2 separate regions of the Homo sapiens genome follow, and region 1 is linked to region 2. A link is a contact called in ENCODE Hi-C or POLR2A ChIA-PET data. All regions are on one chromosome and are shown on one strand. The core of a region is the stretch at or near the end of the contact, and the rest is flanking DNA. Distances in the headings are between cores, read along the strand shown. Region 1 holds the start of TRIM45 (tripartite motif containing 45). Region 2 has its middle 25 kb from the start of LINC01525.

Region 1 (6,053 bases), core at 1,286-3,785, 150 kb before region 2:
CTTGCATCTAAGATTTTGGTGAAGCATTTCTGTTGACCTGTATCACCCAAATCAGCAGGCTAGAATTTTTTTCAAGAGACATCGTCAACATCATTAGAAAGCGTGAAACCGGCCGGGCGCGGTGGCTCACGCCTGTAACCCCAGCATTTTGGGAGGCTGAGGTGGGCGGATCAACTGAGGTCAGGAGTTTGAGACCAGCCTGGCCAACATGGTGAAACCCTGTCTCTACTAAAAATACAAAAAATTAGCCAGGCGTGGTGGCATGTGCCTGTAATCCCAGCTACTGGGGAGGCTGAGGCAGGAGAATCGCTTGAACCTAGGAGGTGGAGGTTGCAGTGAGTGGAGATTGTGTTATTGCACTCCAGCCTGGGCGACTAGAGCCAGACTCCATCTCAGAAAAAAAAAAAAAGAGAAAAGAAAGTGTGAAACCAATGGTTAGTAGAATCAAAGCTCTCTTTCTAATTCCTTTCCTATAGTAGCCCTCTAGAGATGTAGGGAAATCCTTAGGAAAACATGGTGACTGTTCAGAGTTCCTCCATTAGCATTGTATCAATTTGAAGCTTATATGCCTATTCTGGCACCAGAAGAGTGGCTGCAGAGAAAATAGGGTTAGCTGGTTTGGCTGGCAGCAAGACAGTCGCAGGGACTATCACATAATTACAAGTTAAAAATAGAGTGAAGTCTACAAACTTGTTCTGTTAGTGTAGCCAGAAAACAAATGGAAGTAGAACCCGAAACCTATTTTAGGCTAATCCTAAAACTGTGGTCATTTTATATTCTGGTGTCCTAGGATGGGGTAAGGTAAGAGTACGAAGGGACAAAAGTGATCCATCTGACAAACTATTCACCAAATGCCATAAAACACATAGTCTGCACCCCAATTAACACCTACCAGCCCACCTCACCAAGCTCCAGAGTAACTCTAAGGTACACAAAGCAAAAGCTGAGGTCCGGCCAATCATCATCACCTATTCTAGGAGCACAGCATGGGTTACTGGAATGTAGTCAAAATGATCTGGATTTAATACTCAGTTCTGTTACACACTTACCAACTGTAGGACCTTGGCAAATCACATAATATTGCTGAGCTTGTTTCCCCAATTAATAAATGGGGGCGAAAACAGGGCCTGCTTTTCTGTAAGAGTTGCAAGATCGAAGGAGATCAAGAACAGGATCTATGCTGTTATATTCATTCTCCTGTTTCTCCAGCACCCAGTACAATTATTCACTACACGAATGACTGAAGGAAACTGTAGCTGCACTTTGTAAATTGAAAGGGTTTATTGCTATTGCTATATTAGGCTATATATTAGGTACTATATTAGGCTAACCGGGTTAACTGTTGTACTGGAGTATTTGCTATTGCATTGTTATATTGCTCTTTGACCTTCCACGGTATTTGAGAAGGCTTTCCTTTTCATCTGCTCACCGAGGGATTTGTCTTGACACCTCTTTGTAATCTGCTCTTAAGCTACACCTGATGGAGTGTCCCATCTTTACCTATGAGCCTGGCAGCAGAAGTGGCAGAGGTTGGCTTTGCAGGTCTGACACCTCTTCTCTACTTCCCTGTCGTTGCACAGGTCACACACCAGGCCCTGGCCTTCCCCACGTAGGCTCTCCAGCATCACATCATTCACGGCCAGGTGGTCTATGGTTAAAGCCTTCACTCCACCCATGGGCAGGTCCACCTGAGCATCACATACAGGACAAAGGATGCCGATCTGCGACTGCAGACTTCGTGGCTTGAGTTCCTGGAATATTGACCCCTCAGAGCTTGTGTCAGAGTCTCCCCCTCGGATGTCCACTACTGAGAAGGGCTCCAGCTGCTCCAGACACGTGGTGCAAACTGTATGCAAACAAGGCAAGAGCCTGGGGGCTTTGAAAAGCCCCAAGCACAGGGGGCAGTGAGTCTTGCCTGAGTTCCCAAGTGCAGTCCCACTAGTGAGTTTGCTTACAAAGCCCAGCAGCGGTTTTCTGTTTTCTGACATACTCCTCACGTTTGTGACCAATATTAGAAAGGGCCCTGGGCAGTTCTACGATTTAGTAGCAGGTGATTAAGCCCACCCAAAGAGAAAGTCTCCAGAACTTGAACAGAGACCATGGGGACTCCCTCGCTGACAAATAAAAGGGCAGACGGGAAGACGAGGCGTCCTCGAAGGAATCACCCACAGATCTACTCAGGAGGGCCCCCTCCTTTCCACTGCATCCCACACCAGACACGCCCACGCCCTCCTCTGCCCCGCAAGTCCTCCCCGGATGCGCTTCCAGGTCTAGCTCTCCAGCTAGTCCTGCTGCCAACAAAGTCACCCCTGCACCTCTCGCTCCCTCCACTGCCACCCCCCTCCCGCCGCCCGCCCCACTGCGCGCCACACGCGACAAGCGCCGACCCCACCCGCGCACGATGAGGTAGGGGCCCTCTTGCTCCTTCCCTCTGCGAAAGGCGCGCGCCGGGTGAGGGAATTGCAAGCCGCCGGCGGGCTTCTCGGTGTCCACCGCCTCTCCCGCGCCTCGGCCCGGGACGCCCGCGGGCTCTGGCCCCTCCTCACACCAATCCCAGCCCGGTCTACTCCGGCGAGTCCAATCACCGTCCGAGAGCGGCGGCCCTCGCCGCTCCGGGCCCCGCCGCCCTCCAGAGTGACGCCACTAAGCATCCAATAAGTTTTGGAAATTCCACATCTTCGCCAGTCCACTCACGCGGGGGGCGGGACCTGACAAGGCCGTGGGCGGGGCGGCCGAAGGGCTTAGAGTGCGGCGGGAGGAAAAGGCCAAGGCTCGGAGCGAGCGGCATAGTGTAGTCAGCGTCACCGTTTCACAGGGACTGTCCCTCTCTCTGTGGTGACCAGAGAGGCCTCAGGACCTCTTAAAAAGCCACGCTGATTTGGCGCCGGGACGGCCTTCTTTCTGCCCTCGGACTCGTCCCACGAACGCAGACTGGGTTCTCCCATTGGTGGATGGCACTGTCAGTTGGCTCTGCGCTGGGAGTGGGAGACGTTTTTCGGGCTCCCGAGGTCTCGGCCGCTCGGGGGCGCCAGACGTTTCTCCTCCACGCGGGTTTGAGGCTGCGAGGCTCCCCTCTGTCCTCAGGCGCTTACTGTAGCTCACAGGTCCCTCAGGCCTAGCGTGCTGGGTACAAGCACTCCCGCGGCTCCCCGACTTTGGGTATTTTTCGGGGGTGAGGGCATCTCAGGCTCGCGTTACGGGGACCGGTTCGGGAGACCGTGGAGCCGAGGTGTCGAATGGAGGGCTTACTTCGGCCGGGCCAGGGAGCGCCACCCTCCTTGTCGGGCTCGGGAAGGCTTTGTTTTCCGGTCCGGGGGGAGTGCAGATGACCTAAGGAGTTGAATGTCACCCGGGATTCCACAGTCCTGTGTAACAGAAACGAGCTGAGCGAGTTGGACCCGCTGTTTTTATCAGTCAATCACGGAGGGCTCCTGCCTGGTCACAGTGAGACAATGGACGGTGGCAATGAGGGACAAGCCCTTTGTGGGCTTAAAACTAATTGGGAAGATGAACACGTCCGACCCCTTTAACTTTATAATTACACGGCCACCTTCTCTGGCCTTACCAGGCGTCTCCTGATTCTCCAAAATTCCAAAAATGGAAACAGCTGCTCCTTTCCCCTCCACCTGTTGTTATCTCCAGTTGCGTCAGCTTGTCTACTGGGCCCTCACTGCTTTCTTTGTTCATGACCTTCCCTACTTAATTTGTACCCAGTGGGCGACTGTTTCACTTGATTCCTTCATTATCTGTTTCATGCTATAGGCATAGTGTCTGGAGCCTAAGCTTTTAAAAGTATGGAATCTGAAAAAAAGTTAACCCCAAAATATGAAAAAAAAAAAAAAAACCATTATAAAATATAAAAATGAAATGTTTGGCCATTTCCAAAATATAACACGCCAATGAGTCAAATGCCACCTTTATATAAAATGTGCAAGTAATTTCCAAATGTTAAGCATATCTCCAAAGATTTTTAAATAGTCCTTACCTAGATTTTTTTCAGCCTCTTGTCCTTCTTGCATCTACTCTCAAAATCGGCATTCGCCTCTCCAGTAGGCTGGAGGAAGTCACAAAAACTGTGTGGACTTGGGTTTGCTATATATTCTTGCTTTGAACTTCACCTTTACCCTCCCTGCTGCTTGGCTGTGCTTTACTTCATCTCTTGTTCATACTGTATCACATTTCTTGTGGTAGTAGTTTCAAGCTTCTCTTGTTTCAGAAGTACTTCATAATTTACACGTGCAATATCTCATTTAGCAGTATCTCATTTAACCTTTAACAATATTGTAAGGAAATGGCCTCAAAGAGGTCTTGCCAGGTCTTGGATGGCCAGCCCAAGTTAACATATCTGGAACTTGAACACAACCTTATGATGCCATATCTAAGATTATATTCGGGCTACCTCTACCTTTCCCTTTTTTTTTTTTTCTTTTTTTGAGATTGAGTTTTGCTCTTGTTGCCTAGGCCGGAATGCAATGGCAGGATCTCGGCACACTGCAACCTCCACCTCCAGGGTTCAAGCGATTCTCCTGCCTCAGCCTCCCAGGTAGCTGGAATTACAGGCATGCACCACCACACCTGGCTAATTTTTTGTATTTTTAGTAGAGACTGGATTTCACCATGTTGGGCAGGCTCCTCTCGAACTCCTGACCTCAGGTGATCCACCCGCCTCGGCCTCCCAAAGCGCTGGGATTACAGGCGTGAGCCACCGCGCCTGGCCACCTCTACCTTTCCTTTCTCAGTTTATTAAGCATCAAATCCCTCACACATGCTGCAGCTAATTCCCTTCCATTGATGAGAAAAACAAGGTTGTCTGAAGAACTGCCTCGCCTTTCTACTTAAAAAATCCATGATTCCTCACACCTCCTCTCTTACCTCTCCTGACTGCCATTCTTTAGTGCCAAGATTAGTTCCTCAAGATTTTTGTTTTTTATCCCAACCTCTCCTGCTTCCTCAAAACCTTATTCCTATGTTTCAGTCAGTTTTTCTGCCAAGAGTTCTGATGAAGTCCTGAAAGGGGAAGCAAATCGTCTTTTGATCTAGCTCCCCTTCAACGTATTAATAGTGGTGGTTCTCGCCCCTATATTTCTCAAAAGGGTGGTCTCACTGTCTGCTTTCATCATCTTTTTATAACCATCACCACCGATTTATTCCTCCCCTCTTTCCTATTGAGACTTTCTTGTAGATCATGAGTGACCATATTGCTGGCCTTTTCTCAATAGGCAATCTCTTTAGTATTTACCATTTTTTGTACTTCCTCATCCTTAAAACTTGCCTCCTCCTTGACTTCTGAAATACTCTACTCTCCTAACCTTCTGTCTCTTGGGCTGCTTCTCACACCCTCCATCCTCACTAGTTCCCCTTCCTCCACTTTATCTCCTACCTTTGCGTCTACATTTCCTCACGTGGATGATTCCCAGACCAACGCTTCCAGTACTGATGTCTCCCCTGAGCTTTTGACATAGATTTCTAAATCTGCACTCAAATATGTTCCTATCACCAAGTCCCACATAGCTTAAACTTCACTGAACTTCTTTGCTCACTGAACTGCACTCTCTGAATTTTCCTATTTGATTCTCTCCAGAGTATCATCATTCTCCTTTCCCTCCTGCATGAAACCTTATAGTGCTGCTGGCCTCCTTTCTCTTGTTCCATATCCAGGCAGACACCGATTTCTTTCCATCCCCACTGCCAACACCTCACTGCATACACTTTTTAAGATGCTATAGCTCTTTATCACCCTCACCTTAAGTATTACAATAGTGTCTGAATTATCCCTGCCCTTTATTTTTTTTGATCTACACAGTTCTTCCAAATTAATTGTAAAAACATATAAAAACATGATACAAGTCAGTCTTCATTCTAAAACTTTCAGTAGCTCCCCATTTTTGTAGGATAATATCTGCATTCTTCAATAGATTCATAAAACTGCTTGTTTAGTTATTCCCTAAACATTGCCAAGCACGTTTCTTGGTGTTTGCCAAGTTGTCGGCAACATTCTCCTTCCTTTATTATTTAAACCTACCCTTCCTTCTATGAAAGCCCTACTTCACACT
Region 2 (6,048 bases), core at 434-2,933:
TTTGGGGTGAGGCATTTGCTCTGGAAAAGAATGGTTTAAGTAGTTCCTATTATGGTTTCTAAATAAAGAGCCAAGCCCTGAACTGACCCCTGAACTAATGTGACAGAAAGCTCTGGCATTCAAAATGGCTGCAGTGCTTTGGGCCACACCTCTCTTCACTGGGCCGGGTCCATAACCTTCCAGCTGCTCTGAACCTGAGCCGGAGTTGTTTGCTAATTACCTATTCGTTTGCACCCATTGTCCACTGCCAGAAGATACACCTCCAAAGTCAGTTTCTCTTGTGAAAATTTGACTAACAAGCAGTGGCATATTAGAATTTCAGAGCTGACACCCACCTGACAACATCAACTCCAATCTCTCCTTCTTATAGGTACAGGGAAAGAAAGTGACTCAATGTGGCTCATGTAACCAGCCTGTGGCAGAACCTGGAGTCAATCCCAGGTCTATGGTCACTTCCAGCACTTCCCATGCCACCTCTTTATCCTGCCCTCTCCCTTGGAGATGAACTGACTTTGGAATTAACCATAAATTACCTGCCACAAACCCTCAGCAGCTTACACTTGAGTTCTCTGTTCCTAACCAACCCAAGCTATGGTATTGGCACAGAATTCTGTTTCTAGGGCTATGCCAGGTCAGGGGTACACACAGCACCCAAAAATCATGCTATAGAAGGCTATAATGCAAGTCTGGCTCTTCTGGAGCAGGTACATGAATGGAGCCAGCCTGCCATACTAGGTTCTATGGGAAACTGGGAGCACATGCCCCATGTAGCAGGGAAGCCAATACTTACCTCCAATAGCCAGGAGCCTTTGGGATTGAGGACCCAGTGTTGCCAGTCATAGCTATTTTTAAGAGATGTTAGAATTTTGTTTGTTTATATGTGAAATCACTTGCATTTTAAATATTGGCTCAGATTTTTAAATGTCTTTTAAAACACTGGCAGGCTAAACAAAATCCAGCCCATGGGCTGCCAATTCATCCTCTGCAGCATAGTAACAGTGAGGGATGAATGCTAAAGCCAGGCAGACCAGTGTGAATCCTGGCTCAGACCCTTGGTATGGCCATGGGTAAGGGAACCTCCCAGCCCTTCTACCTCCTAGCACTAATGGTCCAATCTCATAGCATTCTTGGGAAGACTGCAGTAATATAGGTGAAGCACTTAATGTGCTGCCAGTTACATCAGTACGCAAGAAAAGTTAGCACCGCCATTATAATAACCCTGAATCATAAAGACCTGAATGCCCTTAGTCAGAGCACCACCCAGAAAGCTCTCTAAGGCAAAGCCAGCACTCGTCTGCTAAAAGCCCTCTGTCCCTCTCAGCTAATTTCTGAACCAGTATCTTCCATGGCTTTGTGATCCCTGCTGGGAATTCAATGTTAAGGTAACATAGCAGCTTGTCATGTACTTCCCTGTGGCGTTTCTCTCTGGGGAGACAGAGACAAATGGAAAGAATGGACAAGGCGGGCTGCTCAAAGCACTCTGGATAGCCTTGGAGGATGCATGGACAGAGGAAAGCCCAGCTTCAGCCAGGAGGCCCCAGGGTGTTTGTTCCAGCAGATAAACATCCTTCCAGGAACAGTTTAGATCATCTGATATAAAAAAGTGGCCTCTGACCCAAGGCAGTTTTGTTCTGTTCTTTCTCAGCCAGTCAAGTGTAAGTGAAGAATGTGGCTGAGATTGGGATCTGGCCTGGAGTGCCTCACAGGGGGACACGACGGTTTAAATGCGGCTGAACCTTCTTTGGAATGCTGCCTGACTGGTGCTTCAGGTGTTACTTAAATTCTTAGCAAAGACAAAAGGAATCGAAAACAAGGTATACTAAACTGACCATTGTGCTATAGGGGCCTAAGGAAAGCTTCCCCTCCCCACTCTAAAATTTCACTGAGGGCCGGGGGCGGTGGCTCACCCCTGTAATCCCAGCACTGTAGGAGGCTGAGGAGGGCAGATCACCATGAATATTCAGTGTGAATATTCATGTGAGGAGTTTGAGACCAGCCTGGCCAACATAGTGAAACCCTATCTCTTCTAAAAATACAAAAATTAGCCGGGCATGGTGGCAGGCACCTGTAGTCCAGCTACTCTTGAGGCTGAGGCAGGAGAATCTCTTGAACCCGGGAGGCAGAAGTTGCAGTGAGCCGAGATTATGCCACTACACTCCAGCCTGGGTGACAGAGACTCTGCCTCAAAAAAAAAAAAAAAAAAAAATTTCATTGAAAAATCAACTCACAAAAGGCAGATTGATTGAAGAAAAGGCATACAAATTTATTAACATGCACACAGAATGAATTGCAGAGTGATTACCCCACCCCAACGGGATTCAGAAACTTATGTACCATCCTGGCAAAATAGGTTATGGGGTGATGGAGAAGAGAAATTCTGTTATGGGAATTGCTGGAGAGAATGAACGGTTCAAGGAACAGAGATGAACTTGTATGTTATCTTGTGAAAGGATCTGTTCAGGATCTCAGACAGATGAAGAAACTTCTTTTTTTTTCTTTTTAGTAGAGATGGGGTTTCACCATGTTGGCCAGGCTGGTCCTGAGCTCCTGGCCTCAAGTGATCCGCCCACCTCGACCTCCCAAACTGCTGGAATTACAGGCGTGAGAGACCATGTCTGGCCAGATAAATGAACTTCAACATCATCCTGTCTTTGGGACAGACTGGGGGGGCCAGATGGGGAAGATCAGAGAGACCTTGAGGCTTCTTCAGTTAAGTATGTCAATGAGCATATTTTGAGGTATCAGTTTGTGAGCCCCAACAATGTTTTGGTATAGGGGGTCTTACGGAAATGCAGGGAAATTTGATTTCACTTACCACAGGATCAGAGATGTATTTCTTTCATGGGTACCACAGCTGCTAAACCAAGCAGGTCTTCTCAGGACATAACCCACAGTGAGCATGTTAGGATGCAGGAACATGTGCAGGGCTCTGGCAAGAGGTACTGAAACATTGAAAACGGCCTTGATAGAGTATCTCTCTTTGAAAGAGGTTTAAAAAAGATACACTAAAAGTTATTTTGCTTAACACTGTCCATATAAACCAAAGAGGGCATTGAAATTACCAATGGCCCTGTATCTCTTGGGCAACAGATAAGGCCTATTTTCAAGATATATCTTTCCGTAGATCCTACTGTCCTGAATAATTTGTAGATTCCTGATGTATTGAATATTGAGAAATGCTTTTTAGTCTATGTCCAGTTATTTTCATGGATGTTGAAGAAAATAGACTAAGAGGAAGGGTTTAATATTTATGCAGCTACAAGTGTCCATTTTTCCCCCAGAAAATATACTACATAACACACACACTCTTTTCTTTTTTTTGGCATTATACAATTCTCTTCTCAGTGCTACAAAAGAACTAATTATTCACAGCAAGGAAAGCATGCTGTAATATAGTTGCAAGGGGCATTTTGTCTAGTTGTTAATTAGCCAAGTTTTTGGTGTCAGACAGAATTGAGTTTCAAATCTCACTCCACCACTTCCTAGATTTGAACTTGGGCAAATTATTTAGCCTTTCTAATCTTAGTTTCTCATAGCTATAAAATGAAGCTAATAACAGGATCTCTGCAAAGATTGTTATGAAAATTAAATGAGCTAATAGTTATATAGCATTTAGCAGGATTTGGCACATAATAGTGCTAAATCAATGGTAACTATTGTGAAACCAGAAAATCTGAGACAGATCTCGGTTAATTTAGAAAGTTTATTTTGCCAAGGTTGAGGATGCACTGGGACACAGCCTCAGGAAGTCCTGATGATATGTGCCCAAGGTGACCGGGGCACAGCTTGGTTTTATACATTTTAGGGAGACATGAGGTATCAGTCAATATATGTAAGAAGTACGTTCGTTCCATCCAGAAAGGTAGGGACAACTCAAAGCAAGGCCCCCCCACTGGGGGCTTCCAGATCACAGGTAGGTGAGAGACAGATGGTTGCATTCTTTTGAGTTTCTGGTAAGTCTTTCCGAAAGAGGCAATCAGAATATACACCTATCTCTGTGAGCAGAGGGATGACTTTGAATAGACTGGGAGGCAGATTTGCCCTGAGCAGTTCCCAGCTTGAAGGGGCCCAAGATATTTTCCTTTCACACTATTATTAAAATTTCCCTCCAATTTAACTCTTTCAATAAAACTCACATAACCAGTGTTTTCTTAAGGTGAGGTATACCTGTACTCAAGATGTGCTTAAATTCTGGTGAAGGAATGTTGAAAGAAATAAACAATTTCCTATGCCACTCAAAAGACCACAAGGATGGCTAAATAGTAGAAAGGCAAGTTTACTGGCAACATCAGTTTGCAAAACGGGAAGAGTCAGTCTTCAGTGTGTACCAACGGTATCCTCTCTTTGAAAAGGGAAAGGGCAGGTTGGGTTTTATGCCTCACAGGATCTGTATTACATAATAGTCATACATATTTAGCAGGTCTGGGGGGAAAGCCATACTTCTTTATGAGAGGAGTTGAGTGCATGCACAATGGGCAAACATATATATATAACACGCATCTCATGTTCATGTAGGGGCAGGGTTTTAGTATTAAAATGCGGTAGAGTTTGGCCCTTTACGACAAAAGGTAAACTATAGGACACAAAGACATAGAGATTGTGTGTAGTCTCTGTAAGCCAGCTGAAACTGGCTTGAGGTCTGCAGTTGCTAATCAGAAAAGAATGCTTTTCCTCTGTCCAATCAGAGTTGTAGTGATCTGCGTTGTAAATCAGAGTTAGGAATTTGCCTGATAGCACCTATTGTTAGGGAGTTTAACATGCTCAAGGTTTTTCTTGTAGTCAGAATTTAGGAAGTTGCTGTGCCAGCCAAGCTCTGGACCCTTGACTCACAGGTAACTTTTGTTTTCTTAACCTTGGGATCCATCTTAGTTGATAAAAGGGCATCTATTTTGGTCCCGCAGATCACATCTACTAGTCTGCATTGCTCATATTGCAGTTAGGATCCAGTCTCAATGAAGTCTGGCTACATAGTCTCAATGACAGCCTTGGAAACTCCTCCAGGGGTCATGAACATAGAATGGCCTTTCATAGTTTCCTGAGTTGGAGCAAGACAGCACAAGGGCAAATACAAATCAGAAATAAGAGTCTTAATTCTTATTTCAATTCCTGTAATTGAAAATAAGGGAAGAGTTCTCCCCATTTCCCTTTAATTTTCAGAATTTATCTATCCTTTGCAACTGTATATAAATCTTTATAGTAGCTAAGTAAGATTCTTGCCAGTCTCATAACTCAGAAATATTTCCTCAAGAACCTCAAAGCCATCTTTTTAAATGCAAACATCAGGAAAAAATTGCTTTTCTATCTTCCACTTCTATGGAAGAGTTAGAATCTGATGGGGCTCAGGACACAACACTCAAAAAAAGACTGTAGGAAACTAGAATATGTCACCCGAAAATATGCCTCTTTGGCATATTGATTATTTTGAGCTGGTTATTTTGAGAAACTGAAGACACAGGAGTAGCTCTGAAAAGATGGATGTTCATAAGAGAAACATATATCTGCAAAGGAAATCACCATTTGCAAGGGTCTCTTCATCTTTGCACCAGGAAAAGAAGACTAAATCACTAGAGACTCTTAAACAATGGAGAAGGTATCTACTTAAATCTGCAAAACAAACCTTACCTTTGTTTAAGATGCTTTCCCAGGTCATTTCATCTAAACCAGGCCCTCCTCCACATCTTTCCTTCCAGAGAAAGATGGCATCTAAGCCTGAAATTTAAATGCTTTCTTTGAGATATACTCCAGAGATTTACTGATTTCTCTGGGTTTTCTCCCATGTGTATGTGAGGTATACATTTTAATAAGCTTCTGTCTGTATTTCTCTTGTTAATCTATCTTTTGTTATAGGAAGTCCCAGTTTAGAGAACATTATTTTTTTTCCTCCCCTACTAGCCTAACTTTAGTGAGTACTTAGTGCCTTGCAAAACTATGTCCTGTTGGAAAGAGATAAGAAACTTGTTTCTCCTCTGGATAAAACCAACATAGGTGGTCCCTCAATTACCATGATAAAGTTAGGATAAATGATGTGTGACAAGTCGTCTTACTTGA

What was found. A loop is a pair of places that touch in the nucleus more often than their neighbours do. ChIA-PET counts read pairs that join two places held with the same protein, here RNA polymerase II (POLR2A). Pooled maps may share reads with other maps.
Region 1: a map of ectodermal cell shows a loop between it and region 2 (2.5-fold over the local background). The contact joins the promoter of TRIM45 here to the enhancer-like site in region 2. A Hi-C loop is called at or near these places in 3 of 168 maps with a recorded cell type or tissue (PC-9, breast epithelium and ectodermal cell) and 2 of 50 pooled maps. POLR2A ChIA-PET finds 5 or more read pairs at or near these places in 6 of 52 experiments (Caco-2, H1, OCI-LY7 and 3 more).

Annotation. Positions count from the first base shown.
Region 1 is chr1:117,119,214-117,125,266 of GRCh38, forward strand. It overlaps TRIM45 (tripartite motif containing 45), which reads right to left and starts at 2,536. Exons shown (of 6, transcript NM_025188.4): 1 at 1,501-2,536. The coding sequence starts at 1,988. RefSeq lists a silencer at 2,301-2,490 and an enhancer at 2,801-2,970.
Region 2 is chr1:117,267,453-117,273,500 of GRCh38, forward strand. No RefSeq gene overlaps it. Among named protein-coding and RNA genes, the nearest start is that of LINC01525, 25 kb to the right of the region's middle. RefSeq lists a silencer at 1,195-1,489 and an enhancer at 1,451-1,969. Within about 2 kb of position 1,684, at least 3 of the 41 ENCODE cell types and tissues checked have a DNase peak (open chromatin) inside an H3K27ac peak, as active enhancers do; they include PC-9 and breast epithelium, where a contact is called at or near this core.